Regions from separate parts of the Homo sapiens genome. Here region 1 is linked to region 2. Evidence: chromatin loops called from intact Hi-C (ENCODE). Cell type or tissue: PC-3. All regions are shown on one strand. Links, peaks and the distances in the headings refer to the core of each region. The heading gives the core; the rest is flanking DNA.

Region 1 (16,366 bases), core at 2,890-10,889, 320 kb after region 2:
TCAAAAATAACCATTTGAGACAGTTTTGGTGCTTTTTCTGTTTTTTTTTTTTTTCCTTATATGTCAGAGAGCCATTAATTTTTTATAAGGGCCTAAAGTTATGGTGGATCAATTTTTTATCTCAATATTTCTATAGAATTTTTAAAAGGCAAGCTTTATAAAGCTAACTTTATATTAGATGGGTGTAAGACGTTCTCTTCCTTAAAAACTAGAATCAAAATTGCTGGATTTTTTTGCAGTAGTTTTCGAGGTGATATATCACAGTAATAAGAGTTTCTTTACAGAAAGGTCGCTTTGCTTATGCAGCATTTCTCATTTAAAAGGAACAATACTTTTGCCGACTATGAGCTTTACTTTGGGAGTGTTTTAAAACAGGGAAAGCAGCCTTGCTTCTTAGAATTGTTGGTCCACATGAAGCCACCAGTGGGGTGTTCATGACTGGACTCCAGTGTGGTGATATATTAATATAATTGTTTCCCCCCCCCTTTAAATGTATGATGACTTTAAATGTCGTCACAATATTAGGTAGTGGATTATTTTCGTGAAGAGTATATTAATGATGATTTGTAGACTAGCTTAAATAATAATTTAAAACCGTTAATTGCCCAGAAAGAATTACTTAACAGTGTTAACAGGAACAGAGATTTATGGGGAATGGGAGGTGGGAATGTGGGCATTGAGAAGGAGCACATGTGCTAAGAGCCACTTCATGTTTATTTGTGATCAGGTGATCATGAAGCAATTCTGGGGTAACATTGTGCCTACTTGTATTCTTCCAAGCAACAGCGTGACTATCTGCCTATTTAAGGATGCAGCAGCATACCTTAACAATGTTTGGAGTCCTTTCTTTTCTGCATTCTGATATAATTATCTCCACATGCCCCCAAATCTTCCATAATGATGCCCATATGAGAGAGACAAAAAGGATAAATCTATTGATAAACTGAAGTTTGATTTCCCATGACACTTTCAGTTACTAGGCAGGTAAAGATTTCAGTATTCTGTTCCCACTTCTCCCAAACGCCCACTGAGAGAACAAAACCTTTCTGACATCCTGAGGTGTGGGAGGGTGTAATTTACTGGTGCCCAGAGCCTGCTGTCTGTGCTTTTCATTTCATCTTCTTAGGGAAGAAGGACAGTGCAGTTTCAAAACTGGAATAGTGATTATGGCCTTCTGATCTATTGCTGCCTGTCGGGCATGTTAAAAAAGAAAAGGAAGAGAAGTTTAATGCAAATCACAATCTCTTTGTGGCAGGGTCATCTTTGGCTGTTTCGCACTGTAATAGCCTTTGGAGAAACTGTTTTTCACTTGAGTTCTTTTAGATGTTGCTTTGAAGAGACTTGATGCTTCAGGCCCAGAGTTCTCATGTGAGGTCAAGCAGGAACCCAGATTCTTTCCGTTCAGGTAGAGAGCCTGTCGCGCCGTTAGGTCGTTAGCAAGAGTTTTCTAATACTTGAGATCAAAAGTGTGCACACGTCAGCTCTGTAGGGAGCTGTTTTGCAGACACATAATTGAGTTCTAACATCTTCATCTATTAGGAAGTATTGGTAAAAATATTTCACAGGATTGTTGAGGGGATTAAAAAATAAAATGTGAAAACCCCTAAAATGTGCTTAATGCGTGGTAGGAACTTGATAAGTGTTTATTTATTTAGTGGCAGATGAAAGACCAGTGTGGCAAACATACTGCGTGGTGGATAAACAAGAGGGAAGATGTGAATATTAACAGTGTGATAGTCAGACAAGGAATGGTTCATGATAGTCCCTTGTATCTTCATTTGCCAAACAAAGTTATTACACAGCCAGCCTGGGTGGGGGTGTGGGATATTGAGAACAGGGCTCAATATTGAGAAAGTGGTCCTGGGTTTGTTAACGCTGACACACAAAAGCCTCTGTGGTTGCTTACGAAGTGCTCACCTGCACATGTGTGGTTATCTGGTTAGATAGTGAGAGCATCACACCTGGTACAGGGAGCAGTGCAACTGACATGGTCAAATGGGGATAAAGAGAAGGCTGATTTGGTTGGCTTCTGATACTCAGAAACAAACACCAGGCTTATGAAATAGGCTGTATGGGTTTGACACTTTTCAGTTCTTGATGCCTTCAGAAAGTGCAGGAAGGATTATGGGTGTAAGTTGTGGATTCTCGTTCATTTCAAATCTCAGGAGGACACAGTATTAACTAGGGGCATCAGTGGGTACAGCCTTCCTCTCTAGGTGAGGAAAAATCTGAGAAATACCCTTGTGAGTTGCCTCTGCTCTTTTCAGGGCTGGTATCTTGAATTCTTTTCGGATTGGGCTCTGCGTCCGTTTCTGCATCCAGGTATAGTGCTGAGTCTGTGGGAAATTATAACCATTCATCAATGTGATATGGTCTCTATTGGAAATGTCCCAGCACCAGGAGTACCTATTCTAGCAGATAGCCTTGAATATTCTAAAAGCCTGTTTTCAGTTCAAGAGTAAAGGTGTATTGTACATCTTTCTAGAATTCAGAGAGACCTTAGGTGTGCAGGTAGGGCAACGCTGGCAGTCTCCCAGAGTGAAGACGGCCTAGGAATGCCCAGACATCTCTCCTCCTCTCTGCCTGACCTACCCCCAATCCAAGCTAATCTTTGCTGGGCCTAATGTTCAAATCTCATGTATACCCTTTAATTCTCATTTTACCTCTCTTTCTTCTTAAGGGGAGAAGCTGGGATATTTGCTGATAGTTGTATCTTAATTATGTCTGCGAATTAGTTGGTAGGAACACTGGAGTCAATACTAAGTCTGTGAAGCAATGTGAGTGGGGCCCTAGTACACAATCCCTGGTGGGTCTTTCCCTTATTTTATAACAAAGATGAGAGACCTTCCTTTACCTTGGAGGGCTCTATTTGAACAGTACCTCTTCAGTCTAATGTTTGTGCCACCACTGATGATTCGTAAACAGACCTTTGTGGGTGTGCCTGAGGGTTAAGGTGTTTGGTGAATGTGAGCCCGGTAGAGTCAGGGGGTCCCTGCCTAGGAATCTGGAGACAGAAAATCTGGTGCTCCCCCTGCCACTTCTAGCTCTTTGAGCCAAATAACGTTATTACCCTGAACTGCAATTGATTTACCCATAAAATGAAGAGTTAAATTAAAAGATCTCCAGTTCTGAAATTCTGTCTCAATGGTCACAGTTTGCCCATCCATTCAGTGCATGTTTATTGTGATTCTTTGCTCCAGGCACTATGTTTATAGCTTACCCAGAATATAGTTTATAGAATCAAAATATGTTGTTTGCTTCTTTCCATGAAAAATAATCTGTCTAATCTTTCAAAAATGAGCTTGTATATTTAACCTTTTCAAAACCTAACCAATTTGCCCTTACTGCAATGTAGTTTTCAACTTTAAAAAGATCATAGAGTCTCCTGTTTTTCCAGGTTATAAAATATGGTTACTTACATATGCAGATGACTAGATTATTTCAGAAATAGATAAGAATGGTTTGTCTAAACAGATATTTTTGCAATGTTAGAGGTGAATTGACTTTTTCTGTTTAGCTTTCATATAGTTTTTACTTGTGAAAATATGTTTATATCTCAAAATTATTACAGGATCTTAATCCATAACTCTATATTGTACAGAATGTCTAAATGCATAATTTCTTCCCCCCAATCTCAAAATATAATTAGAATCAATTTAGCTGACAGAGTTCAGATTTTGATATCTTATTTTATAATTTATTTATCTTTTTAGAACCTCTAATGATACCATATAATTTTCCTTTATAGCACATATCACCCATGATAATTATGCATTTATTTGTGTGATTGATTCATGCTATCTTTACCTTGAGACTAAAAGCTAAAATAGAAGTTCCAGGGGCTTATCCTTGAAAGACTAACTTAGAATCTCCAGAAAGAGGGTCTTAAGAATATTTTGTGATTCTTCAGTTGACACCATAAACCTTGATTTGGAAATCTCAGTTAGCAAAAACTGATGCCAGCTTTCAAGATTTGGATTAGTTCAATGAATGCATTTAACACTGTATTAGTCAATTCTCACACTGCTATAAAGAAACACCTGAAACTGGGTAATTTATTTAAAAAAAGAAGTTTAATTGGCCCATGATTCTGCAGGCTGTACAGGAAGTGTGGCTGGGGAGTCCTCAGGAAACTTTCATCATGGCGGAAGGGGAAGCAGGCACGACTTACATTGCTGGAGCAGGAGGAAGAGCGAGAAGGGGGAGGTGCTACATGCCTTTAAACAACCAGATCTCATGAGAACTCACTCACTATCATCAGAACAATAAGGAGGAAATCCATCCCCATGATCCAGTCATCTCCCACTAGGAGATTACAGTTCAACATGAGATATGGGCAGGGACACAAATCCAAACCATATCAAACACCAAACCGTAATTTAGTATTTGATTCATATGTCCTTTGGAAGGACTTCTGGATATAAGTTAAAGTCATTGGTTTTAAGTTGTATATCCTTGAAAGGTCATTAAGTGAAAAACTGTAACTAAGATATTTATAAAAATTGAATAATGGATGGGTGATTTGTTGGTGATGGGTTTGATTATTTCTTCTGGTGGAGAATGGGAGGTCAGTGTCAACAGGGCAAAGTACAATAAGTGGGTAAAGTTTTTTGTATTGATTATATATAGCAAAGGTGTTCTTAAATTAAAACCTAATTTGAAGCCCTAGAAAGGAGGAAAGGTAATGGATCTCTAGTTTCAGGCATCAACCTTCTGGAGCATCCCTGGCCAATAAAAATGAAATGCAAGTCACACATATAATTTTAAATTTTATAACAGCCACAGTAAAAAGAACTTTAACAAGTAAAAAAAGGGAAAAATAGGCAAAATTAATTTTGACATTATATTTAACACAGTATATCTAAAATATTGTCATTTCATAACAATTATTAATTAGGTATTTTATATTCTTTTTTGGACCCAAGTCTTCGAAATCCAGTGTGTCTTTTACGTTGACAACATATAAAAACAAGCATTGACAACGTATTGAGCACTTACTGCCTGCCAGCTGTTACTGTAAGCTCTTTAAATGCATTACTTAATTAATCCTTTCAGTCACACTATGAGGTGGTAGATACTAGTGTTATCCCCATTTTATAGATGAGGAAACTGAGGGACAAAGGGGTTAAGGAACCTTCCTAAGGGCACAGAGCAACTAAGTGGCAGAGCTAGGATACATTCTCAGCAGTGCAACTCTAGAATGTTTGATGTTCACCATAAGGCTCTCCTGCCCCAGTTAACACAATCCTGCCCGATAGGAAACTAAATGAGTGGAAACTTGCCAAGGGGACTCAAAGCTAATAAGTGACTTAGCACATGTTTAAGCTCTGTGCTCTTTCCCATAGTACTAATAGAAAAAAAACAAGAGGTCATACTGGCTGCTTTAATCATGATTTTATCACTACTGAATATGAAGACTTGGATATGTACAGAAATTTTCACTTAGGAGTTTGGGTGTTTCTATGTGTATGTATATATGTGTGCAAATAAGTATTGTCTTACATGTTTTCCAAAAGAGGATAAGAAAATCCATTAATTATATAGGAGATACATTTTTTTATCTATAAACATCTAACCTTTCAAAGAATTAAAAGGGGATATTTCAGTTGCCAAAAGAACACATTTAAAAAGGCTTTGTAATTCTGTTTATTATCTGGTGGTTTATCTAGCCATGGACTGAGTGTTTAAACTTGAAGAAGAATGACCATGTATTAAAACTTCACTCTAAAACTGATCCTCCAGCCAACAGTGTGACCTGCCTGAAGATGTGATTTTATGCTTCTATGCTTTTGCCTGAAAACTCACCTAGTTGTGCTCCCTGTCTGCATGCGAGGTCTCATACGGGACCTTGTCCCACGATCCCACTGGTTTCCTGCTTGTCTACTGCCTTTCCAGCCTATTTATTTAAAAATCTACTCCCCTTCACCACTGTTGGGTATGTACCTCTTGCTAGGGACACCACTGTATTTTTGACTATTTCTATCATATTTTTTAACACCTTGTGTTGGAGTAGTAATTACAAATCTCCCACCTGCATGCCACTCCATGGATCTGTTAGAGATGTCTAAACAGGGCTGTATTTCATTCACGATGTGTCTCCTTTGTCCCATAATTGACAAATGGTCCCAATACAATGTTAATATGATGGTCTAGGTCTCAGGAGTTAGATACCCATTTCTGAGTGGGACTGGAGAGAAAGGCTTAGGGAAAAGTGAGACTCTATTTAGGAGATAACCCAAAATGAAGCTGTCTGACAGTTTTGTCTCAGGGTACATAGTATTTTAGATAACGATATCTTTTTTTCTTTTCTTCAAGGAAAAAATTCAAAGCTTAAATCTCTCATTTTTTTCCTAGACATTTTATTATTTGTTTTTGACACTTTATACTTTAAGGGTACATTCCAGAGCTGCAGGATATTTTGCTTTGTCATTATTGAATCTGAAGACTATCATGTTTATATAGGCGTCTTCAGTGAATTTGGGCAGTTTTATGAGGATGTCTATTTGTGTGCAAATAAGCATTTCCATACGTGTCTTTCAAAACAGAACAAATCTAAATCTAAAGATAATTTTCAAGTTTGGCCAGGGAATCCTTATGTTATATTGATTCCATAAAAACAGGGGTATGTATTACCTAGCAGCTGAAGAAGAGATGGCCTACATTAGGCACCTGAGTGTCAGAAGGGGTTGTCAAGAAAGTGTACAGTTAATACATAAGTCTGTCCTGATTGAATTAATTAATCAAGAACTACAGGTGTTGAAAAGAGAAATGGGTACCTGGAGAAGGACATCATCTATATTGGCATCTTGGAATGTTAAAAAAGGAAATAGCTCACCACAGCCCTAGCCTGGTGAGCTGCCCTGTCTGCACCACAAAATATAGAACTCTGAGACTCCTGAGGGTTATCTCAGTTTTTCTGTCTTTTCTTCCTTCTTACCCAGGGTTCAGCATGCAAGGTTATTCATTAAAATCCTGTCTTTTTCTGATTTGTTTTTTCAGGGGTGGTGGGGGTGCTGGTAGTGACAGAATTTTCCAATTCTCCTAGGTGCCTTTGCTTTTCTATCCTGGTGCTACTGACTGTGTAAACTGTGACAAAATTCCCTTCCAATCCTTGGTTACTGTTTAATTCCCCTACATGTGCTTCAGAGTCAACATTTAGTGTGCTTGGGCAGGATGGCCTTGGCTCAGCGTAAAACTCTGTCAGAATCGGTTAGATGTGACTTCAGAGTTGGGTTTTATTGACATTTTACATGCCCGAGTTGATTTTGGAAATTGCCTCTGTTACCACATCCTTACTTCTGATCCTAATGGGAAACCAACATTTGCTAGATTTTTGGCAACCACTGTTTTAACAGGAGGAACCTGTGTCTCATACACTGCTGTATTGCCACAGCTTTGAGTTTTGACAGTAAGGAGAAGGTAGGTACTTAATAAGTATTTATTGAGTTAATGAATTTTGGTGCTCTCGGTTCTGATTTTAAAACGTTTTCTGTTTCATTGACTCTCCTGTTAAGAAAACAAAACCTTTCCCAAACTTAGCTATTTAATATAGAAACTATAATTCTAAAGAATAAAGAGAAGAAAGAGAGAACAGACAGACACAGACGTTAACTGGTGCACGACTTATGGTCCCTATATTTAAATGGGCATGAACTGTGGTGAGCTAGTTTTTCTGGATTTCCCTTTCTGCCTTATTTATTGTGGAAATTTGTACACAAAGGTGTACAAAGATAACGTACTATATATTCATGTATTTTTTGAACTTCAAAAATTATCCACATTTTGCCAATCTTATCCATGTCTGATCTTTCTTTTTCCTGTAGTACATTTAAGCAAATCCTAAATATGGTGTTATATTACCTCAAAATACTCCAGTATACATTTCCGAGGATTTTTTTAACCAAATTGTCATGACATGTAACATAAGGAGTAATCATTTCAAGAATTAATATCCTATACAGCCAGCCCATATTACAATGTTTCAAGGATGTACTTGTTAGCTCCAGAGACTTGATTAGACTCTGGTCTGTTTATTTGCTTTTTTTGGCAAAAATGTCTCATAGCTGGGGCTGTGTCTTTTTTTCTGCAAGAGAGACTTGTTGTCTGCCTGTGCCTCTTCCAGGGACACTGCTGAAGATACCTAGATCAGCAAGTTCAAATGCTGTCAGCCCGATCCCATTTGAAAGTTCTCTATCAAGCTTTCCCTGATGGATTTAGCATCCATTGATGATCACTGTCAAGATCCATTATTTATCTTAGGAATTAGGAAAATCTTAGTTTTCTCATTGTGATTCTGTCATTTCTTGTACATTTATTGGGTGAATTCTTCCATAAAGAACTTCTACCCATCTGCTACTTGATTACCTTGAAATACACTTTTTACAGGAAAGGTAAGATAAATGCTTGATACTTTCTCCTTATTTATAACTTTTTGGAATCATAAATTTGTACCCTGGCAACCGGCAGTAATGAATCATTGAAATTTTCTCATTAGTATCATTATGAACTCATGAGTTTTTATATATTAGATGTCTTTCAATCTAGTGCATTTTTTTCCTCTTAAATTGCCCTATCTTAGGTCACTTTGACCTCTGTTTCTTTTTGACACAGCCAAATCAGTTTTTGATGGGCTATGGATTTAAAATCTCTAATCTTGTTTACTGGTTTATGAAAGATAATTTGAAATTGCTCTCTTGAGCATCCTGACCCTTTGATTCAAGCAAATATTGTGGGACTGAGGGGAAGCTATGAAGTTCTTTGCCAAATGTTACCATGTTAAATCTCTTCATTTTGAGGAGAAAAGATTAGAAGATGGCTTTGTGATATGATCTGTGTGGCAGTTTCTGATGTTGAAGTGAATATACTAGAACAATTTTCTCATAGAATGGGATATAGTAAGAGCACTGTTCTGAAGTCAGACAGCCCTCGCTCCAAATTCCTGCTTGACCACTTCCAAGCCATACAACTTGGCCAAGTAACTTATGTTCTGTATGTTTTAGTTTTTTCATTTTCTAAAGTACACATACATGGTAATAATACCTTCCTTTTGGAATAGTTGTGTGGTTAACTTGAAGTGATAATGGTGAAAACACCCAGCAGAAAGCCGGTCACACGGGAAGTGCCTTGTAATGGTAGCATAACAATGGTAACAAGTCATGTCACTGTGATTTGGCATTAAATCTGGATATCTGTTACTTCACTCTGTACAAACATGAAGGGAGATTTTCTAAGAAAACAAGGATTTTCTTTCGTTTTCATTATGCATGTCTTGAAATTTCCTGCATTGCTCTATTTGTGGGAACTGAAACATTTTCTCAGCCCAAGCATCATGTGACTGTTTCTTATTGCTAGTCAGCAGCATGAAACCTCAGATGAAAGTATATTAACTGAGGGTCTGGTAGAACTGTTCAGCAAAGCTAAGCAGACTTTATTTAAAGAAAATGCTCATTCCCTTTTGCTGGACACACAACTTCTAAGATCCATGTATCATGCTGCTAAGTAGTGGCTTTGGGATGCTCTCTGTATAAATGAAATTTTCTAGTCAGCTGAAATTCAAACACTAAACATTCAAATATTTTAGTAGCTGCTGATATAAATTGTACTGAAATGTAATGGTTTTAAGCGGAAGCAATTTAAACATCTTTTCACTTTTTCTTTATGATTGCATCAGTCAGCTGTTGCTCCATAAAAATCAATTCCACAACTCAGTGGCTTAAACTAATTTTCATTCATTCTCACTCTCTGTGATAGAGATTGGCTGGGCATGTTCTGGGCCAGGCCTGACGGCATGACTCTACTTCATGCTGCAGGCCTGTCTGGGTTTAGGTCCTCACTGTGGATTAAGCTTAGGTCTGTTCCAGAAATGTTTATTTTGAGGGCCCAGTCTGAAGGAAGCAAACCAGCGAAGCTATTCCTATGGTCGTGGTAGGAGTACAAGAGTGTTAGCCCAACTGTGCAAGCGCACTTCAGCTGTCAACTGGAATCACATCTGATTCCATTCCGTTGGTCAAAGTAAGTCAATCACTAAGCCTAACAGCAGAGCAGGGAAGTATACTTATTCCATGAGGTGGTTAGGGAAAAGTGATTATTTGCCAAATACCAATCTAATTTACCGTACTAAACTAAGCCTTTGGTATGATCCTCTAACAAGGTTCCATACTATATGTAGTTATTATTCATATCTTTAATATCCCTGCCATCAGTTCTGACTTTTCATCTTGTTCATTCTGTGCCACGGAAAACCATGTCTTTTAAAAATTGTGTTCAGGTAAAGATAAATTCTACATGAAGATTTTAAGGCCTTCTGGGGAGTGAAGCTTTGTTTTCATAGCTATTTTGGATGTTTGGTGGCCTTTTATTTTATTTTATTTTATTTACCTTAATCATTTTGTTCCAAAAAGAATTAGAGATGTTGCCAGAAATTTGACTTCTGGGTATGAGGGGTTAAGCTCAACATGTAAAGATAAAAACTTCTAGGAAACAGAGGTTAATTCATTATGTTATAGTAACTGGGTCATACGTTATACTATTAATTCTATATTTTATATTCTAATCTTATATCTATAACCAACTCACAGAACAACTAGGGGAAAATTACCTAATCTCTAGGTACTTTTATGTAAAACCAATGGAGATGATAGATGTGAGAGCCTGAGGCAATTGTGATGGTATTCACATATCAAATAAAATTATTTTCAACTATGTTAAGATCATATTAATAAAAAATTCTACTGATTCCTAATTCATAATTAATCTGCCTAAACTACATTGAAATTTACTTTACCTTAGTGCAATTTATGGATAAAGGGATTATTTATAAAATTTATGTTGTGAACCCTCTGAAAAGAAGTACATTATTAAAATTAGAATATTTATTTGGGGCTACAATTAATGCTAATTATAATTAGTGCTAATTTCAAGTGTGCTTAATCTATTCAAAAAGTAGACCCAGTGGACTTTAAATTGACCATCTCCATAATACATTAAAAGTAATAAAGTGGTTTTTATTTAAATACATTCTAGAATAAATGATACTTTAATTTAAAATTTATTTCTAGCTAAGTCATATGGGTAGGATTTTACCAAGTTTAAAAAATTATATATTTTTCAGATACATGAATAGCACTACCAATCTCAGTTGTTTCTGATATAAAATGTCTCAGCAAGTACTGTGGTGATTAGTATTTCTCTCTCCTTTCTCTTTTTCTATATAGTAAACTATAAGCCTTAAATCGTTAAGTGTAATGTAATCTGAGGAGAGAGAGTGAGTTGACTACTATCCATAAATACCTCTACATCTCCTTTAGTCGAGGGTTTAATATTAACAATACATTCTCTGTAGGCTTTTCCGGTTTCTTACAGGAAGAGAAAAATAATTTTGTAGCGAACAACAATTACGAAATTTATTTGATTTGCTGGGAAATCCCAGCGTGCCTATGGGTTGCCAATCCTATTATCCCCCAGTAAAGGAGTAGGGAAGGTAGATTTTGTACCACAGCAACCACCCCCGCTATTTCTAGCCATTCTTCCTTTTTTTCTCTGGCTTTCCTGTGAAATTACCAACTTCCTACCTGGCTTGCTGCTAATTGTTCAGACCCACAAATGGGGGCATGGTGATGGCTGTTGTTTCCTCTACTGACATTACAATAATGTATGAGACTCTCAGGGTTAACTGTGTATTTGAGATTTCACTAAGCATGATTGCATTAACATAGATTTCCTCTCCAGTCATGACACAAATTTTTAAAAAGTTTTTCAGGTTCAATATTTCATTACTACTGTTCCCTCTGCATCTACCCTTCCTACCATTTACTATGTGTCTATTCCATGACAGGTGCGGAGCTAAGAACTCTACATGTATAATGTCATGTAATTCCCCACGCCTCTCCAGCGTAGGTACTCTGATGACATCCATTTGTCACATGAGTATTCTGAGGCTGGGAGAACCTTCAGTGACTTGCCCAATTTGTCACAGAGCTGGTAAGAGGCAGAGCAGGGCCCCAACCCAAGTCTGTCTCTGGACTCATGAGCACTAGGAGATCTTGCGCATTACTCTGTGATCTTCCTCTTTTGGTCTTCACATTTTATACTGTGATACCTTAGATAGTTTTCCCTCTTTTTATTCTTGAGCCCCAGATCCAATTTACCATCTTTCTTTTTGACCCCTTCAAGAGAACAGCTACAAATAAATTATTTAATTTAATCAGCATTTATTAAACATCAGCTGTGTGTGGAGTATTGACGGGCACTGGAACTACCAAGATTTGTTTATTTTTCTGTCTACAAAACATTTGAGATAACTGACAAAGTACGTAAAATAAGAAAGGGATAAAAATAAGTTGCAAGACCTTTAAGACATAGTGACTTTCCTCCTGGGATCTTTCTAGAAGAATCCCACTTGAGAGTGGTTCTTCATGTTCTTGTTTTGTCTCCTTGACCTGCTCTGTGGGACATAATGAGTGTTCATCTGCACTTTTCGTGTCAGGCTTCCCTCAAGGACTCTGTCCTCACCCTGAGTCTGGGATGAAAGCCACCCTGATTTGTGACTGTAATAACCAGCTTCTCCTAAAAAGTTGGTGGTGTTAGGGATATCTTCACATGGATTGTCTTGTTTCCATGTGAAATAGTGTCTTAGAGCCCTGAGAAGTAGCTGTCATGTGGAAACGGAGTCATGCTTGCCTGCATTCTGTGTGTCTCCTCCAAACCTCACTACTTCCTTGAATTGCCCACAGGATTCGCATTCCTGTCTGACTGCGGGTTCCTTCTTCCTGTTTCGATTCTTTTTTCATGGGCTTTTTGCACCACTACCCGCCTTCCTGTCTCAGTATTTTTGTTGCTGGCTCATCCTTCTTGTCTTCTCAGATGTCAGCCTCCTATCCGTGGCCTGTGGGCTACTTGGCGGACCCTCTAGAAATGTACCTCGACAGTTGTTCATGTCTTTTAACAATTTCTTTTATATTGTTGAGCAGATGGAACAATTATTTAAGTCTATTTTCATTCCTCATACCCCACAAATCTACACAAGTGTTTAGTGACATAAGTGTAAATATTATTGAAACATCAAAATATCTTGCTGTCTGCATCCAGTTGCTAGTTCACAGCATTCAGGTGACAGTGGCTGTATTTGTAGAGCCTGAGGAAAATGACATAAGATGTTTTCTTTGACAGTGGTTGTCTTACGTATTTGGATATACCCATTGTGTAAATATGCGTTGAACGAAGGAGCTGTGTCATCCACATCTAACAGAGGTGAAAACAAAAGTCTACCATAAGGTCTGTCTGCCTTTAGCCAAATGGGAAGTGATGTTTCTGCACATTGTCACAAGTGCGTAGCCAACCATAACCTCTTCTTGAGCAACTTAAGCTGGCACAGGAAATCTGAGACATGACTAAATGACGTGTCAGGAAAGAAGAATTTCTGAAATGTTGTTTAAACAAAAACTGGCAGATATGTAACATTTCTCTATCAATGCAAGAAATCATCCTACATGAAAAAGGAAGCTCAAAATTTTGTTTATGTAAAAACTTTTTTAAATTACTTGAGTTTTGTTAACATTTATCCTTTTACATAGGGTTGCTAAAGTTAGCGAATAAATTATAGGATACCCAGTTAAAATTTAATTTCAGGTAAACAACAAATAGATTTTTAGTATAAGTAGGTCCCATGAAATGTTTATGACATATATATACTAAAAACTCATTCATTATTTAATCTAAAATTTATATTTAGCTTGGCATCCTATATTTTGTCTGGCAACCCTCCTTTTAAGAAAATCTAATAATCCATATTTACCTGATAGGTAAATTAGAATACTGATTCTTTTTTGAATGAAAATAATGTATTTTTTTAAATTTTTCTAACTTTAGTTCCTCTAATAGAAATTAATTTAGATAACTAAGGAACCATAGGAATTTAAAAGCTGACCTATCAGAAATAACTTCAGCTATATTACATTAAAAATGAAGAGATGGAATCTGAAATAGGAAAGTAAGATTTATACCCATTATTCAGCCAAAATCTGTTTTTCTTTAACTTCTACCCATTGTTCCTAAGTCTGCCCTCTGGGGGCTGTAGAAAATAATGAAGATGATGTTATTAATGATAACCAGTGCTTGCTGTAACCAGTTATGTGCATTATTTTATTGGATTTAATTTGTTTACTCTTTATAACAGCATGTGAGGGAGGTGCTTTTCTGATTTCCATTCTACAAAATAAGAAACTAAAGCACAGAGTAGTTGATTAGCTTAACCATAACCACATCTCTTTGTCAACTCTTAAAGTACCAGAGCTTTCATAGTTTTAAAGTTCCCAATTCCTTCTACCATTTCTTTTAGTACAGGGTCTCTAGACCCTTTCCTGTCCTCATTCAACTCTCAGCTTGTTGTGGCTTGTCAGTGCCCTGAAATATGTTATGGCCAAAATTTAAAAGTATACTTCATAGATCATATAATTTACAAGTAGAGTACAGCAGGATTTTTAATGGCCTTGGTACTAAAGTTATATTGCCAATAGTGACCCATGGATTAGCTGAGTTTTGTTTCGTTCTAGTTTTTGAATGGGGAATGTACTTTTACATAATACAGTTGGCTCAGGTTGACCTTTTAGTCAGGTGAAACTTCCAGGTTCTTATCTGTACTAAATGCAGGTAAGCAAAGTCTCCCTCAATTTCCACATGCACAGTTTGCTTTTTTAAACAGATGTGCAGGAATTCACTTGTATTTGTATAACTTTTAGAAATTGTCTCATTTTACCTTATTCTTCCTGCCTGCTATCATTCTTACATATTTATTTTTGTTTGTTTGTGTGAGACAGAGTCTCGCTCTGTTGCCCAGGCTGAAGTGCAGTGGCACAATCTCAGCTCACTGCAATCTTTGCCCCCTAGGTTAAAACGATTCTCTTGCCTCAGTTTCCCGAGTAGCTGGGATTACAGGCGCATGCCACCATACCCGGCTAATTTTTTGTATTTTTAGTAGAGACGGAGTTTTGCCATGTTACCCAGACTGGTCTCGAACTCCTGGCCTCATGTGATCCACCTGCCTCGACCTCCCAAATTGCTAGGATTACAGGTGTGAGCCACCGCACCCGGCCGTATTTTATATTTCTTTATAATATATCAAAAAGGCAGTACTGGTCTATGTTTGGAGCAGAGACCCAGACTCTGCAGGAGATACGTGTATAAGTGAGTGAGCTCCCTCCTGTTTCTCATCTCCAGACGTTCCTATGCCTCTGCTTTCTTCCCAGTTGGCTTGAGTAGATGTCCAAGGGATTGACATCAGCATGTCTATATTGTTTGACCATTTCAGCTTTGGGGAAGAAGGTTGGAGCTGTGTTACAACATTTCTCTCCCTTAAACTCGACAAACTCTTAAATCACCTTCCTTTGATATTCCACAGTGATCCTGCCTAGTTAAATATTTTTTTTCCTAAATCGTCTCTCTATGTGCCATGCCTGTAGCTGTAGCTTTGGTAAAGTTTGTTTCCAAAATAATAAGACTTATAATACCTTGTTCTTGGTAATCAAGAGAGTTAATAATAGGAAAAAGTATTTACCTGGGGGAATTGTAAACCATTTGTATTTCATATAAAAAATGACAGCTCTAGTTGTCTTGGACGTAGCTGGGAGCAGAATGTATTGAGAGAAATGGGGTAGAGTGTAGTGAGACAAAAGAGGCTTCTTTGTGTTTGTTTTCAAGGAAAGCTCAGATTTAGATGTAAACTAATTAAGCATCTTCTAACATTTAAAAAAACATGAGAGATAAAATCTTATTCATGCACCTGATAGTTCTAAAATTTTATGAGAAATTTGATGAATTTATGTATATTGAATTGATTCATGTATCAGTATACCATTTAGTAGAGAACAATTTTCTGTATTTTCATCATTATCAATAATTAGTGTAATTAATATCTATGCCAATACATTTAATAAATATAATAGAATTTTACTCACTTAGGCTTGTATTTCTAATAAATACAAAACACAAAGTGATCAACACTTATTATTCTCTTTCTGGGACCGCTTTGATGTGTCTTAGCTACCTTTTATACATTAAATTTATTATATTTTTAGCAAACCTATTAACTGATAAGTTTACTGATTATAATTTTTATTAGAATGAATAACATTTTATAAAAATTTGAGAGCATTATTCAGAAAATTACAAGTGCTGTATTATCCAGTGCTTTCTAGCATCAACATTCAGCCTAGAATATTGCCATGATACTGTATTTAAATAACTGGCATGTTAAAAAACACACACACGCACATATTAATAAATCATAGGTGCTCTGTGAAGGTAATCTATTACACACTATGGTTTAAAACATGATTTTATAATGCATGATACCACAACTCACTTTGGAATG
Region 2 (16,366 bases), core at 3,970-11,969:
TCAAGCGTTTCTTTGTGTTAGAAATATTCCAATTATACTCTTTTAGTTATTTTTAAATGTACAATAAATTTTTGTTGACTGTAGTCACCCTGTTGTGCTATCAAATACTAGATTTTATTCATTCTAACTATATTTTAGTAACCATTAACCATCCTCATTTTCCTCCCCACCCCCACTACCCTTCCTAGCCACCAATAACCATTATTCTTTTCTTTATCTTCATCAGTTCAATTGTTTTAATTTTTAGCTCCCACAAATGAGTGAGAACATGTGAAATTTATCCTTCCATGCCTGGCTTATTCCATTTAACATAATATCCTCCAGTTCCATCCATGTTGTTGCAAATGATAAGATCTCATTTTTTATGGCTGAATAGTACTTCATTGTGTGTGCACCACATTTTTTTTTAATTTTACTTTAAGTTTCAGAATACATGTGCAGAACATGCAGGTTTGTTACATAGGTATACATGTGCCATGGTGGTTTGCTGTACCTATCAACCCGTCATCTAGGTTTTAAGCCCCACATGCAATAGGTATTTGTCCTAATACTCTCCTTCCCCTTGCCCTCCACCCCGCAACAGGCCCTGGTATGTGTTGTTTCCCTCTCTGTGTCCATGTGTTCTCATTGTTCAATTTCCACTTATAAGTGAGAACATGCGGTGTTTGGTTTTCTGTTCCTGTGTTAGTTTGCTGAGGATAATGGCTTCCAACTTCATCCATGTCCCTGCAAAGGACATGATCTCATTGTTTTTTATGGCTGCATAGTATTCTATGGTATGTACGTACCACATTTTCTTTACCCAGTATATCATTGATGGACATTTGGGTTGGTTCCATGTCTTTGCTATTGTAAATAGTGTTGCAATAAACATACATGAGCATGTGTCTTTATAGTAGAATGATTTATATTCTTTTGGGTATATACCCCAGTAATGGGATTGCTGGGTCAAATGGTATTTCTGGTTCTAGATCCCTGAGGAATCGCCACACTGTCTTCCACAGTGGTTATACCAATCTACATTAACACCAATAGCATAAAAGCATTCCTATTTCTCCACAGCATCACCAGCATCTATTGTTTCTTGACTTTTTAATAATTGCCATTCTGACTAGCGTGAGATGGTATCTCATTGTGGTTTTGATTTGTATTTCTCTAATGATCAGTGATGATGAGCTTTTTTCCATATGTTTGTTGGCTGCATAAATGTCTTTTGAGAAGTGTCTATTCATACCCTTTCCCCACTTTTTGATGTGGTTGTTTTTTTCTTGTAAATTTCTTTAAGTTTCTTGTAGATTCTGGATGTTAGACCTTTGTCAAGTGGGTAGATTGCAAAAATTTTCTCCCATTCTATAGGTTATCTGTTCACTCTGATGATAGTTTTTTTTTGCTTGCAGAAGCTCTTTAGTTTAATTAGATCCCATTTGTCAATTTTGGCTTTTGTTGCAATTGCTTTTGGTATTTTCATCATGAAGTCTTTGCCCATGCGTATGTCCTGAATGGTATTGTCTAGGTTTTCTTCTAGAGTTTTTATGGTTTTGGGTTTTACATTTAAGTCCTTAATCCATCTTGAGTTAATTTTTGTATAAGGTGTAAGGAAGGGGTCCAGTTTCAGTTTTCTGCATATGGCTAGCCAGTTTTCCCAGCACCATTTATTAAATAGGGAATCCTTTCCCCATTCTTGTTTTTGGCAGGTTTGTCGCAGATCTGATGGTTGTAGATCTGTGGTGTTATTTCTGAGGCCTCTGTTCTGTTCCATTGGTCTATATGTCTCTTTTGGTACCAGTACCATGCTGTTTTGCTTACTGTAGCCTTGTAGTATAGTTTGAAGTCAGGTAGCATGATGTCTCCACCTTTGTTCTTTTTGCTTAGGATTGTCTTGGCTATACAGGCTCTTTTTTGGTTCCATATGAAATTTAAAGTAGTTTTTTCTAGTTCTGTGAAGAAAGTCAAGGGTAGCTTGATGGGAATAGTATTGAATCCCAGTGTTTTCTTTAGTAGTTTCATAGTTTGAGGTCTTAGATTTAAGCCTTTAATCCATTTTTATTTTATTTTTATATATACCCAGAGATAGGGGTCCAGTTTCATCCTTTTGCATATGGACATCCAGTTTTCCCAGCACCATTTATTAAAGAGACTGTCCTTTCCCCAGTGTATATTCTTGGCACCTTTGTCGAAAATGAGTTCACTGTTGAGTATGTATTTATTTCTTGGTTCTGTATTCCGCTCCATTGGTCTATGTGTCTGTTTTTATGCCGGTACCATGCTGTTTTTGTTACTATAGTTCTGCAGTGTAATTTCAAGTCATGTAATGTGATGCCTCCAGTTTTGTTCTTATTGTTCAGGGTAGCTTGGGCTATTCTGTGTCTTTTGTGGTTCTGTATACATTTTAGTTTTTTAATTTTGATTTCTGTGAATAATGTCAGTGTTATTTTGATAGGGATTACATTGAATCTGTAGATCGCTTTGGGTAGTATGGACATTTTAATAATATTGATTCTTCCAATCTATTAACATGGAGATGGATATTTGGATTGTTTATAATCACATGCTACTATACATAATGTCTCTCAATAAATAACTTTCTTCACATATTCTGAATTTGTAGAGATTCTTAAAAGTAGAATTGCTCAATCAACAGGTAAATGCAAATGTAGTTTTATTAGTTAATTCCAAATTATTCCCCATAGGGCCTAAACCATAATGATGACAGTACCTACTTTTCCACAGCCCCACCAACAAAGTATATTAGCAACCTTTTTGAACTTGCCAATCAAATAGATGAGCAGTAAGATTTTTAAATGCTTTTCATTCACTTTTTTCTTAATATAAGCTAGATTGAGTAGCTTTTCACATATTTTAGGGTCATTTTCGTGTTTAAAATTTCTTTCTGATTTAAATACCCAGTTCATTCCTTTTGTTTATAGTGCCTCTTTTTAGGAGTTTTCCTGAATATTCAGCTTGTTAATTTATCTTATGTAGTTTAGAATCAACTTCTCTGACTCCAGAAAAAAAAATGGTTACTTTTAATGTAATGACAATAAGTGTATATATTAACCTGGGAGAACTGGCATCCTCATGATGCTTCATTGTCTAATCCAAGAATACGACACATCTTTCTACTTTTGTGTTTCACAGGAGTGCTTTAAGGTTTTTATCATATCTGCTTAGCACATTTCTTTGTACTCATTTGGCAAAACCACAACAGGATGCAGCTGAACGTTGCTGGAGAAAATTCCACGATCATGCTGACTGGTCTTACTTTAAATTTACTACTGCTAACTGCAAGCGGTGCCTTCATGCTGCTAGGGTGTCACACTACCTTGTCCTTCCATCTCCAGCTCCTTCACATAATCATTCACATCTTCTCCCCTCACCCTTCTCCCATCCTCATTCAGCTGGTTGTCTTGTTTTCTACCTCACTGACAAAACAAAACAATGCAAAACATCAGAAGAGAACTTCTGCCATTTCCCATATGATAATAACGCCAGCCACCCAAATTCAAATCTCTCCATACACCTTCTCTCTGCACAAAAAAAGTACAGTTCAACAAAGAGAGCCAATAAATAAATAAATAAATAAATAAATAACATGTATCTTCAGAATAACTGGGAGACAAAGTAATTGAAAAAGATTTCAATTTAGATGTAAATGGAGGAGGAGGCATTCAAGAGCAGGAGTTGCTCCACAGCCTACCCCAGAACAACACCAGTCTTGTGAGTATTACATGAGGGAGAGGAGAGAGCAGTGGGAGAACCTCAAGAATGTCAGCTGGGGTTCACCCCCCGCAGGAGAGGGGAGAACACAGGTCTCAGATCGTGTGTTGCTTCACCCTTTTCTGCATGGCCCACTGGGGAAGGGCTGAACTTCCCCAAGCATGTGTGCTCTACTTTGCCCCATGTCCCTCTACTGCAGAGGGACTAGGGGATGCCTGTGAATGCCACGGTTACAGCAGGCACCAGGGGCCCTTCAGCAGCCCATGAAGGTCTGGGAGAGGTGTAGGGGCCTAGTTTCCATGGCCGAGGGCTCTTTGGGATCCAGTTGATGGGGTTGAATGAAAGCCTAGAGAGATGACAGTCACACTGGGGAAACAAGACAAACAACAAGCAACTAATAAGCAAGACAGATTGTTACATCTTATGTTTACTCACTGGCATGATAATTTACTTAATTATGTAGCAGAGACAATTCAGGAATGCTATAAGATATAATAAGTTGCTAATCATAGGATGCAAGGGGTAAATACAAAAGATGCTTGAGAACAGACAGATGTTATAAACTAGAGTCACCAGGTCATGGATATCTTGATGAGAAGCAGGGGATCTAAAGCTAGATTTTTATCTCTGGCATAAAAGTTGTTGAGGAGGCATTTGCCAAATGGACCCAAAAACGAGCAGGATGGAGGATGTATATCTGTGACCCACGGGGTGTGTCTGATTGGCATGTTCTAAGAAAGATCTCAATTTAGCCAGCAGAGGGCAAGAGAACACAGAAACCATTCCAAGATTTATGACCTGAAGATTGTTTGGAATAGAAGGATTGTGTAGGTGTCTAAGCAAAAACAAATCACAAAAACAGTTACGAATCTGGCTCTTTTGAAACAATATATTTTAAAACTACATATCTAAAGAAGAGATTGACTACTGTTGGCACTGCAATAAATTCATGCCTTTTTATAAAAAGTCAGAATTTATTTAAACAGTGCATGCCTTTATAGATCCATAAGTGCTTGACAAAATATGGGAACCTCTTTGGAATATTTAACCTAGTATTTTAAGAAACATTTTTATTTGAAGATCCCAGATAAACTGAAACATTTATAAACACACATAGCAGTGATTTATTTTCTAAACCTCAGAAATAGGCTTTTTAAAAGAATGAGAGTCTATCATAAAGGTAGCATGTTATGACATTTGTTAAATAGATGAATTATTCAAAACAAACATATATGTAGTCTATCAAGTAAGAAAGAGTGAAAGAAGCACCTGCCCTTTCCCATAGATATAGGGCAAATGCAGGGTTAGACGTCAGCAAAACCCAGAGGCCAGTGGCCATGTGTCTGCTCCCTCCGATGTCCATCAGCTCCTCCTTTTATGCCGTGCCCCACACCCCCACCTCCATTGCTAAAAGCATGCCAACTATTCAAATAAACTTTCAAGCCCACAGACTCCAGACCCAGGTAGAGAAATGGCAGCAGGCTTCCATCGGGCATTCTAAATGTGCTGTTCACACACTTAATCTGGGTTGACAACAAGATTAAAAAAATCCCCTGGACTGGAAGCCTGGAAACCTGGATTATGGACATTATCCAGTAAACTATTGAAACTTTCTGGTCCACAGTTTTTGGCTTTTCTTTTAAATCTACAAAATAAAGGTGTGAGGTTGGATGATCTCAAAGATTTCTACAAACTCATAGGTCCTAAAATTCTATTTATTTTATCCCCAGTTTGCAGTTAGTTCTCCATCTCAGCTAACATGGGAGCTGATAAGAGTGTAGGATGCTGGTCTCCATTCAAGAAAACACATAATTTAAGAAAGAAATCTTGAACACTCTAGGAATAAGCTTCACAAATAGAATTTCAGACTGAAAGCGGATAATAAATTTATTTTATTTATTTTATACGCTAGATGAGAATGGTGATACCCTTCAAACCACACATTTAAAGCCCAACTTCAATTGTGAATACAGGCTGCTTTTACACACCCCCAGGCTTTACTGAACTATACTCCTTAGGGCTCTTAGGGCACTGTGCAATCGAAGTGGCAATCAAGAAGGCAGCAATTAATAGAAGGTAGGATGGCCAAATTCTAATACTCCTCCAGGCAGCAGCATGGAGAAGCATTACCTCCTACTCAGACTTTCGACCATCTGTAGCAGCTGGAACGCATTCAGCTCTAACTAACAGAACATTCAAGTGCAGAGGCTTAAACCTTAAGAAACAAGAAGTTCAGAGCTAGGCTCTTCCAGGTATGGTCAGCTCTCAGGGGTCTCATCCACAGAATTAACACCTCATGGTTACAAGATGCCTGCAGCCTCACAAAACAGCTCCATAAAGCAGGAAGGGATGAGAGTGGGCAAATGTAACTTTCTTCTCATGCAGCTCTTGCTTTATCAGGAGGAAAGTCTTTCCTCCGGCACACTTGCTCTTATATTTCATGAGCCAGAACTAGGTCACAGGCCTTCTCCATGGCAAGGGAACAAGACTTCTTTTCCTGTCTTAAATCGGTCCTGGGTTCATACCCTAAGGCTGCAAAAGTATATTTATTATTGCTACTATTGGGCCCATTGCTGCAGAACAAAGAATCCTGCTTCCAAAAGTGAAATGGGGGAAGGATGCTTATTCAGTGGCCAATTAATCATTTCTTCCAAATGATTTCACAAAAGCCTAAGGACAGTGTTTCTCTGCTAGATTACAATAATGGCCAGATTTAAGCCCAACTGTGGCACTGAGAGATTGGAAATAAGAAACAGCTATTGGTGGAGTAGATGATCAATGCTATTTTTGTCTCATTGAATTGAAGTCAACTAACCTGAGGTAGCTGGCATTCTTTGCACACCAGGTTTCATAGATTTCTCCAGTGCTTTTTCTGATCTTTTATGAGATAAGAATCCATAGGCTGCTAATTGATTCATTACCAACTCACTGCTGTGATTACAGAAGAGCCTAATGATTTTCAGTGAACAAGATCCAGAGAATAAGACTCAATGTGAAATAGTTGAGTTGTGGGGAGCCATAGATTATAATCCAGGACACATGATTTTCAATACTAAAATTAGGAAATCAAGCAAGCCCATTTCTAAGACCCTTTCTTCAGTACTTTTCTATACTCTAGGAATCTTTGGAACTGAGAGAAAATTAGCATTTAAGAGTAATTTATAATGACTTTAGTAGAGAATGGAGGTAATAAGGCGAAGGTCAAGGACACGAGTCTAGTTTAGAACAAATTTTGTTAAAATCAGACATCCATCACAGTCCCATCTAACCAGCAGTGGCATACTCTTGATCATGTGAAATCTGAGAAAAAAAGTAAAACTATATCAGCAAAACTGCTCCCAAATGGAGGGGAAAAAGCCAATTCAAATGTATATACCAATGATAATATCTAAAGACCATATTGTCAGTATATATCTAAATAAATTAAATGAATTGATGCCTTTTTAATGTTTAAGTGTTTTCTCTCCTATTTTGCACGTTTCCCTGATTTGATGAAGTCCTAGAAGATTAAAGTGCATGTTAATGCCACATCCCAAAAGAACCTCTGGCATTCAAACTTTCAAGTGCAGACAATCTAGTCACACAGAACCGTTGTTTGTCTCATTCTGTGTTCTAATGAAGAGCAAACACTGGCTTGTGAAACTCTTTTTCATTATCGGAAACCAGATAAGCCAATGGGGGAAACACACCATTGTGCTTTCCTTTTTATATCCATGCCATTGCAATATACACCCAAACTCCAAGTTGGGGCATTTGTCTATGATTGCCTGGATTTTTCTACTTGAACAAATCCAAGTTGGTTTTTGAATGTGTGAGCAACAGCAACTTGCTTTTCCTGTTGTTTTCCTTTTCCTCACTTCACTTCTTCTTCACTTCACTTAAACACCTTTGTCTTAGTCAATTGGGGCTACTATAACAATATACCATAGACTGGGTGACTTAAACAACAAACATTTATTTCTCACAGTTCTGGAAGCTGGGAAGTCCAAGGTCAAGGTGCCAGCTGCTTGGGTTCTGGTGAGGGCCCTCTTTTGGGCTTACAGATGGCTGCCTTCTTGCGGCATCCTCATAGTGAAGAGAGAGAGAAGTCCGTGGTCTCTTCTTCCTCTTATAAGGGCACTAATCCCATTCATGAGGCTTCACCCTCATTACTTCCCAAGGGCCCCACCCACTAATACCATCACATTTAGGGGTTAGGGCTTCACGATATGAATTTTGCAGGAGACATAAACTTTCAGTCTACAGCACCCACCAGAGGAGTTTTAACATATTTAAGTTCTACTTTTCCCCTCTATTGCTTAATTTATTGTATTTCTCTTTTCTTTCTGTTGAAAGAAGAATCTGTGTTGAGCAGGCTGCCAGATTATTCCAGAGAATTGATTGAAGATATTTCCTCGGGAAGACTTTCTTGGCAGATAGACAAAATGCATCCTGTATGTTTCTGCAGCAGCCCATAGAGTGCAGCACCGCACTACTCGCTCCCTCCCAGGACGAAACTCTATGAGTTGTCAAATTAATTTCTTCTTTCTAAAATGCATAACACAGTCCTTTCTGGGCTTCTATCTGTTCAAGAATTTAGAACCAGAACTTTAGACAAAGGGATTTTAATTGCATGCTGATAAAATGTCAAAACTATTGTGCATAAAGTAACTGTGCTTTTTTATTTTTTTGTACAATGCCTCAAGGATTATGAGAGAGATTTGCCCCTGTGAGTGAAATCCATTTTGTAACTCATCAGAAAATCTTTAACCTATGAGCTAATTCTTATAATCTCCTCTATAAGCCATTACACTGTGTCTTTCCACCTTCTAGATCGCACAGTTATACAATAAGTTAAAATGAGTGGTCTGCAAATTTGGTTAACCCATTGCTAACTTCAAGTAGTGATTTTTATCTCCCTCTGAAAATCTGAATGATGAATAAGGACTGTTGCTTGTTTGGAGAAGTTGCTTATTTCACAGGACACAGCTGTTACGCCTCATGTTAAACTGTGAAGAGCTGCATCAGAAGGTCACCTTCCCGAACTGTCCTTCCTACTTTAAAAAGAAAATACCCAGAGAAGACAACAAGGATGTGGCTTGACTTTCAAGGCCATCCAGTGAGATAAAAGAGTTTCTCCAGGTGATGGTGGGAGTTTTCAACCAAGGCATAGGTGTTACCATTGGTACCCAGAATAGTTGGGGGGGTTGGGGGGCAACGCTGCTGGGTTTACAGAACAATTGCTAAGGCACCAGCAGGATACCTAGAAATACACACTCATCTTCCCAAAGACAAGTTTTTATTTCTATCACAGACACAATCTCTGAGGCAGCGATTAGTGAGAAGTAAAATTCAAAAAAACTAAGGCATTTTTCATTGTCTTTAGTATTTAAGAAAAAGGGTCCCCAAATATTTCCATTTGAGATGACAAAGTGCTCTTCAGTCATTTAGCTTACTCTTCAGTTCAGATGACTTATCATCTTGATTTCAGAGAGTTCATATATGTCTGTTTTAAAAAACTGGTTCAAAAAGTCTGAAGTTACGAAACTAAACCAAATATGCATTACTCTCATGTCAAATTACAAGCTCTTAGCTGCTGGGATTTTTTCACATGCAGCCTGGAGCCCTTGAAAACCTCTGTTTTCTGTTAGACTCTCCAGGGTACACAGAAGTTGCCTCATTATTTTAGTTAATGGTGACTGCAAATAAGCCCCCCAAGTCATTTAACTATGTGCTTACCACTGCTTTAAAAGAACCCCAAGTTAGGTCCTCATGTAGGTAAAGGAGCTCCCTTCACATATATGTGTTCCTAAACTTGTCAAAGATTGTAGCAAAGCAATTTAAAGCTAAGATAAGGGTAACTCTCAATACAAGATTATTTTGAAAATGCTTAAACAAGCATTTTTATTGAAGTCTAGCATACATACAGAAAAGTATAAAAATATTAAGAGTATAGTTCAGTGAAGAAATACTATGAAGGAAATGGATCAAGGAAGACTTTACTGAAGGAGGTGTCAGGCTACAATGAAATGTTTTAGGGGGAAAAGGAGGCTGGTGAAGGGACTGCCATGAGACCAAAGTAAGAAACTTGACACATGTCCCCCAGAGTTTGAAGAACACAGAGATTGTTACCTGATTCTCGCCCAAAAGGGTGTGAACCGAGGGACTGTATGGAGCTGCCAGAGCAAGAACAGAGAACTATGGCTGAGCCAGCAGCATTCCTCCCAATGGTGGACAAGGGTGTTTGCTTTCCATGGACCAAATTGACATCACAGAGGGCCATCAGACCAGAACCATCTTCAGAGGACCCTGCTCAAGAGGATGCCGGCAGGGACGAGGAGACCCCAGGTGAGGACTTTGGAATAGGACCAGAGGGGAAGTCATAAGAAATCAGACACAAGGACAGTACCTGGGTCAGAAAATAGTGTAATAAGAAGATCTTTGGTGGGTGGTGGCAGGGGGAGGGCTGTCCTCAGAAGTGCCCCAGGAGAGAAAAGAAAGCCTGGCATTTGGACATTCCCTATAACAAGTGCATTTCTTTTTTGTTTGTTTGTTTTTAGAGACAGGGTCTTGCTCAGTCACCCAGACTGGAGTGCAGTGGCACAATCATGGCTCACTGTAACCTCAAACTCCTGGGCTCAAGTGATCTCCCACCTCAGCCTCCAGAGTAGCTAGGACTACAGGCATACACTACCACGCTTGGCTAATTTTTTTTTTTTTTTTTTTTTTTTTTTTTGTAGCAATGAGGTCTTTCTATGTTGCCCAGGCTGGTCTCAAATTCCCGGCCCCAAGTGATCCTCCCACTGTGGCCTCCCAAAGTGCTGAGATTACAGGTGTGAGCCAGCATGCCCAGCCCACAAAGGGCATTTGATTTCTGAGAGACAACTATAAACAGCAAGAGCTAAATTAAAAGGCAGGAGCTTCTTGTCCTGCCATCCTCTTCCACATTCAAATCCTAGAGGAGACAGAGGCAGGGAGTGAGGAAGGGAAAAGATAGACCCCTATGTCCCTCCCCATTGCTGCTCTGGGCAACTGCAGGTCAGACCCACAAAGGGTAGGGGTGGGGAAGTTTTCAGCTGAACTAGACTTTTTAATACCTGAAAACAAGACTGTTCTAATAACTGAAAGAGACCAGAAACAGAGGGCATGTGCCCAAGATGTCCACAGGGCAAGAAAAGAAAATCCAACACAGTCTGTTTGAGGGCAGCTCATTCCATAATGTTAGTTTGAACATCCACAGGCAATCATTGAAAAAAGCCTATTGGCCATCACAAAGTTGATCTGCTACCTGGGAATGTTTGGATTCTTAGGCAGGATTTGGGGTGAAATGGAGAAGCTTTTAATTAAAGTCAAAAGATAAGAGCAGTGTGACATCAAGTTCTTCCTGCAACTTCAAAGCAGGAAAGCTTAAACTGACAGCTTGGACATCTTAACCATCCTAAGAGTAGCCAAAAGTATTTATTAAGTATAGTCTAGGTTCTCTCTAGGAGCTTAAGTAGGAATCATCTGCTTCACAGGTTATCCCTTACCTACCTGGCCCTGTCTCACCACACCATATTTCACTCCAGGGGCCTCACTTTCAGAGGCATGTAGCCTAAGAGTAATATAAAACTTGTAAACAGAAGGAGATTCAAAGCCCTGAGAAACGAGCCAGTGGAAGGAACCTGGGATGTTGAGGTCCATTTTGTGAGCTGTGCCCCTGTCTCAAGAAAGCAGTCGTTGTGTGCCTTCAGGTGGCACGCCCAGGTACAGTGTGAATTTTGGCAAGCAGGTGTGTGTTTTGTCTTTGGAGCCTTTGTATGGAAATGACTGCTAGCTGTCTTTTAGGAGATGTTACCCTAAGGCTTAACAGGCTGTGATTCCAGCCTGGGAGCTCCTTTGAAATGTCCAGGTCAACAAGTACATGATTCCTCAGACATTAAATTAGAACTCAAAGGTGAGATAAGAAGCAGGCAAGAAATAGAATTGCATGTCCTAGGGCCTTGTTCTCCTAGGTCTGCCTTTCAAGGAAGAAAAATGTTCAGAATTGGCATATGGGAGTGAAAGGGAGGGATTGTGGCTTCCAATACATAGTAAGGTTGGTCAGAGCCAGAGGAGTGAATCTTGGTAAATCTAAACAGATCAAATAGAGTTCAACTTAATCATTTCAAGATTTTTTTTTTAAGGTCCTGAATTCCCATATTTCAGTTGACATCACCCTTGGAATTCTACAAAAATATGGGGGTTTCTGGTCCCAGGGCTTCTTCGCCTTTGCAGGGAGAATGGTCAACAGTACCAAAGCAAGGCCACTGGAGTCCCAGACAGAACCATTAGCTTTTTCTCATTAGCCATTCAGCCATCTTCAGGATGTCACAATTGAGACCTGTGGGGCACAATTATGAAATGTAGGAAAATAAGACCAAAAACTCTTGGGCAATGTTTTTGTCAAGTAACATCTTAAATCTCACATTCATCTAAGAACTTTGCCTCCCACTTCTTGTTCTTATTTTTCATAGCATCTGTAACATTTCAAGAATAGGCATGAAAAATAAACTCCTTTTATGCCCTTTAGAAGAATCATTTCAAAACCTGCTTGGTAGATATACAGCAGTGATTTAAAATGGAATATCCACCCTAACTAGTATTCTGTCTTTTGGTGCAGGGGTGATCCACCACCATTATTAGAGGATTTTTGAGCTGATTTACTTTTCACCAGTAGTGGTGATATGTTTAGACTCATCCACTCAAGACTCCCATAGTAAGTGCATTTCGCAAGGCAGCCTGCTAAGCTTAGAAATATAATCAAGCCCTGAAGAAGAGAAAATCCACATAAGGAAACAATAATTATTAATAATATTTATTGAATTATTGGTATGTGCCAGGACCTGTTCTAGTGTTTTATTTACATGCATAATTGCATTGAATCATCACAGTAGTTTAACGAGGTAGGAACTATGTATCCCTCCTTGCTATGGATGAGGAACCAAAGGCACGGAGAGGTTACATGACTATTCCAAAGCCAAACAGCTTGTAAGTTTTGCCATCTGGAGGCTACCCAGCAGGGACTGTTATTTTGTATTCATTAGCACTGTATTCCCAGTAAGAGTACTTTCTGGACACAATCAGTTTGCTCAGATATGTGCAATTCTAAAATTTCCCCAAATGCCTACCCCACTGCCAAGCATTTAACCTTCTGAAAACAGTGTCACAGAGCCAGGTGGGTCTAAGTTAATGAAAATCTTGAGGGTGAGTTCAAGTTTTGCAGTTAATATTTCTGAATGTGCACTATCCTGTTGGACATCTTCTTCAAGTAATAGCTAAAACTGTGTCTTAAGAGCAGGTCAGTTGTGTGATTTTCCTCTTTTTGACCATTGAAAAATTTAAATGTGTCAGTTATGGACTGATTACAGTTTACCGTTCAGTTTCCTCTAAGTACGATGTACTTTCCTGCCTTATTACACCCACTCTTCCTTCATTGCTGGCTTCATTATTGGCAACATTCACACCAAGTACTATCCCATTCTCCTCCCCCTGCCCACCTGAGACTTCATTCCTTCCCCCGACACCTTTCTCTGCTCATTTCACCCAGCATGGGGCAGGGGCCAGGGTCCTAACACTGTTTCAATCAATCTGGATAAAAATTATAGGCTTGCCTTTTTTTTTTTTTTTTGAGACAGGGTCTTGCTCTGTCACCCAACCTGGAGTGCAGTGGCATGAACACGGCTCACTACAGCCTCGACCCCCTGGGCTCAAGCAATCCTCCCTCCTCAGCCTCTGGAGTAGCTGGGACTATAAGTGTGCACCACCATGCCCAACTAATTTTTGTAATTTTTTGTAGAGACAGCTTCTCCCTGTTTCCCAGCCTGGTCTTGAACTCCTTAGCTCAAGTGATCCACCTGCCTCAGCCTCCCAAAGTGCTGGGATTACAGGCATGAGCCACCATGCTTGACCTACAAGTTGTAATTTTGAATCAAGCCTATTAAAATCAGATTTCTGAGAGAAGATGGACATAAAAAGCAGGCTGTTGGGGTCAGGTTGCTATAATTTGGGCGGGTGGTCCAGGTCTGTGAGAAACAGAAGCTCCACAGGCCTTAATATTTGTGGGGCTTAGGGCCAGAGTAAAAATTATTCTTTATTCTTGTTTCAAAATATTTTATTAAAATTCAAAGGAAAATACTAATTATAATGAATGATTACAAAAAATGTTTATTGTGGTAAAAACATAATGTGAAATTTACCATCTTAACCATTTTGAAGTGTACTATACAGTAGTGTTAACTGTATGCATCTTGTCCAACAGCTCCCTGGAACTTCTTCATCTTGCAAAACCAAAACTCTATATCCATTGAACAAAAACTACCCTTTTCCCCCTCCTTCCAGCCCCTGGCAACCACCATTCTACTTCCTATTTCTAACAGTCTGCCTGCTTTAGATGCCTCATATCAGTGGAATCACGCAGTATTTGTCTTTTTGTGACTGGCTTATTTCATTTAGCATAATGTTCTCAAGGTTCATCTATGTTGTAGCATGATTACCCAAATTTTAAATCAAACTTATGTAAATCAACTTGATGTTTTAATTTAGTTTTTTGAAAATATTATGAAACCTCATTAAATATATTTATAAAAGTAAAATTACTCACAATTTTTACAAGCCATGAAGGTGGGCCCCTCAGAGCCCCCTTCAAAGAGAAAAATGGCCATGAAGTGTGCAGCTATCTACAGTCTTGAGCTACAGAGACCTTAGGATTTACCTGTGTGTTCAAGCTGAGGCTTGAACTCTTCCCAGGGAGCTATTGGAGGCTGCAAGGCAGAGGTAAGAGAACTGAGCCATTTCTGCTCAATACAGGACTCTTCTACTGGCAGTCTTTGTGCCTGAGCTCCCTGCTGGGCTGGCCAACACTTTTTCAGAGATGTGTTGCAGTCTGAGGGTCCTCTACCCCAATTCCCCTCCTTCCCTCTCTCCATTCACAAGTGTCAGACACTTGTGGTCTGAAGGCTTCTCATGCCCACTCCTCTTCCCTCCTCCCTTTATCTTTCATGAGCATTTCCCAAAGAAATCTCTTGCAGTTCTGACTCTGTCTTGCCATGTGCATTCTGGAAAACCCAAACTGGTACAATGTTCTAGCATTCTGTTTCCATTTAGTTGACAATGTGAAGAATTCATATTGCACTTTGCTCATGTTACAACAGGCCTACATATATACAAGTTTTTTTAAGTAATATGAATTGATACTACAAAATATTCCTTGGCCACCATATACAATTTTTGTGAATACTGTGCTCTGGAACCACAGATGGGAACATGAGGAGAAGCAAGAACATGGACACTTGGCACTACTGAAAAATATTTTATTGTGCAATAATCTATTGCATTCAGGTTATCTGAGAGGAAGCATTCAACATGTTAATTGATTTTATCTTCTCTTTTCTAAGTATTTCTGCTACTCAAATTCTCACAACAAAGGTTCTTAAAAGTACAATTCTATATTTATTTTGATTTCATCATAAAAAGTCCACTACCAGCCAAGATGGAGTAACAGAAACCATATTTACCCACTCACCTTAAACAATTAGGAAAAAATGGACAAAATAAATGAAACAATTTTACATATTGGAGAACAGGCAGCAGGGCCTTGCTCTCTGAGAGAAAAAAAAAAAACCCTAAAAAGGGAGCCCTACAGTTGCACCAGTTTACTCACTGGAGGCAGTTTCTAGGCTGCAGTACAAAAAGGGGAAACTCAAACAGACCCCAAAAGTCTTGCTGTGTTGCAAAGCAGGTATTGTCCAAGGCAAGAAGAATTTTTAAGACAAATTACCAAAAAAGAGGGAGCTTCTGAAAGAGAACAAGCAAGCTACAGAGGAGTATGCTCAAGTATTTGGCTGAGTACTACTCTATGTGTGTGAAAGGAAACTACCCAAGGCCAGCAAAGGAACCACTGGAAATGAGAAGGCCTAACAATTCCAAGAGCTCACACAGGGCTGAGAATGGTTTGTGTTGCACAAGCCTGAGTGGAAAGGTTCTGCACGACATGGGCACTGGATAGAGTCTTCAAAAGTATTCCACCTTAGTTGGAGGGCTAAATTATCCTAGACTGAATACAGCTCTGGACCTGCCCTAACAAAGATTATAAGAAAGATTTGAAAGAATCCAATTGATTCTAAGTTACCATGTGCCAGAAGAAAATGTAACACTATTTAAAGGAATACAGCAAAATCAGATCTTCAAAAATGTTCAATATCCAATCATCAATTTTTTTTTTTTTTTTTTTTTTTTGAGATGGAGTCTCGCTGTGTCGCCCAGGCTGGAGTGCAGTAGCACGATCTCAGCTCACTGCAAGCTCCGCCTCCCGAGTTCATGCCATTCTCCTGCCTCAGCCTCCCAAGTAGCTGGGTCTACCGGCACCCACCACCACGCCCAGCTAATTTTTTGTATTTTTTAGTAGAGACGGGGTTTCACCGTGTTAGCCAGGATGGTCTTGATTTCCTGACCTTGTGATCCACCCGCCTCAGCCTCCCAAAGTGCTGGGATTACAGGTGTGAGCCACCGCGCCCGGCCCCAATCATAAATTATTAGCATGCAAAGAAGCAGGAAAATATTATCTATAACCAGAAGAAAAACTATGCATGAAGCACAGAGAGAAAAAAGACTAAGAAATACACACAGCATCAGTGACTGTGAGCAATATTAG

What was found. A loop is a pair of places that touch in the nucleus more often than their neighbours do. Peaks named below come from ENCODE experiments on the same cell type or tissue, not always from the same donor. Only the 100,000 strongest peaks of a DNase experiment are listed, where the experiment ranks them.
Region 1: a loop joins it to region 2, with 3 times the contacts of the local background. A loop is called at or near these places in 11 of 110 quality-filtered maps.

Annotation. Positions count from the first base shown.
Region 1 is chr7:112,077,567-112,093,932 of GRCh38, reverse strand. The region is part of intron 1 of DOCK4 (dedicator of cytokinesis 4); the gene reads left to right. Among named protein-coding and RNA genes, the nearest start is that of DOCK4, 120 kb to the left of the region's middle. RefSeq lists enhancers at 9,345-9,444, 13,369-13,418. In PC-3, for the core only: no CTCF peak of the experiment used is centred there; no DNase peak of the experiment used is centred there; H3K27ac peaks cover 2,004 bases.
Region 2 is chr7:112,403,187-112,419,552 of GRCh38, reverse strand. LOC105375457 (a long non-coding RNA gene) reads left to right here. Exons shown (of 3, transcript XR_001745325.2): 3 at 1-2,592. Among named protein-coding and RNA genes, the nearest start is that of IFRD1, 39 kb to the left of the region's middle. RefSeq lists enhancers at 3,422-3,921, 3,922-4,423. In PC-3, for the core only: CTCF peaks have their summits at 4,270, 4,470 (motif pointing right) and 8,183; a DNase peak (open chromatin) is centred at 4,462.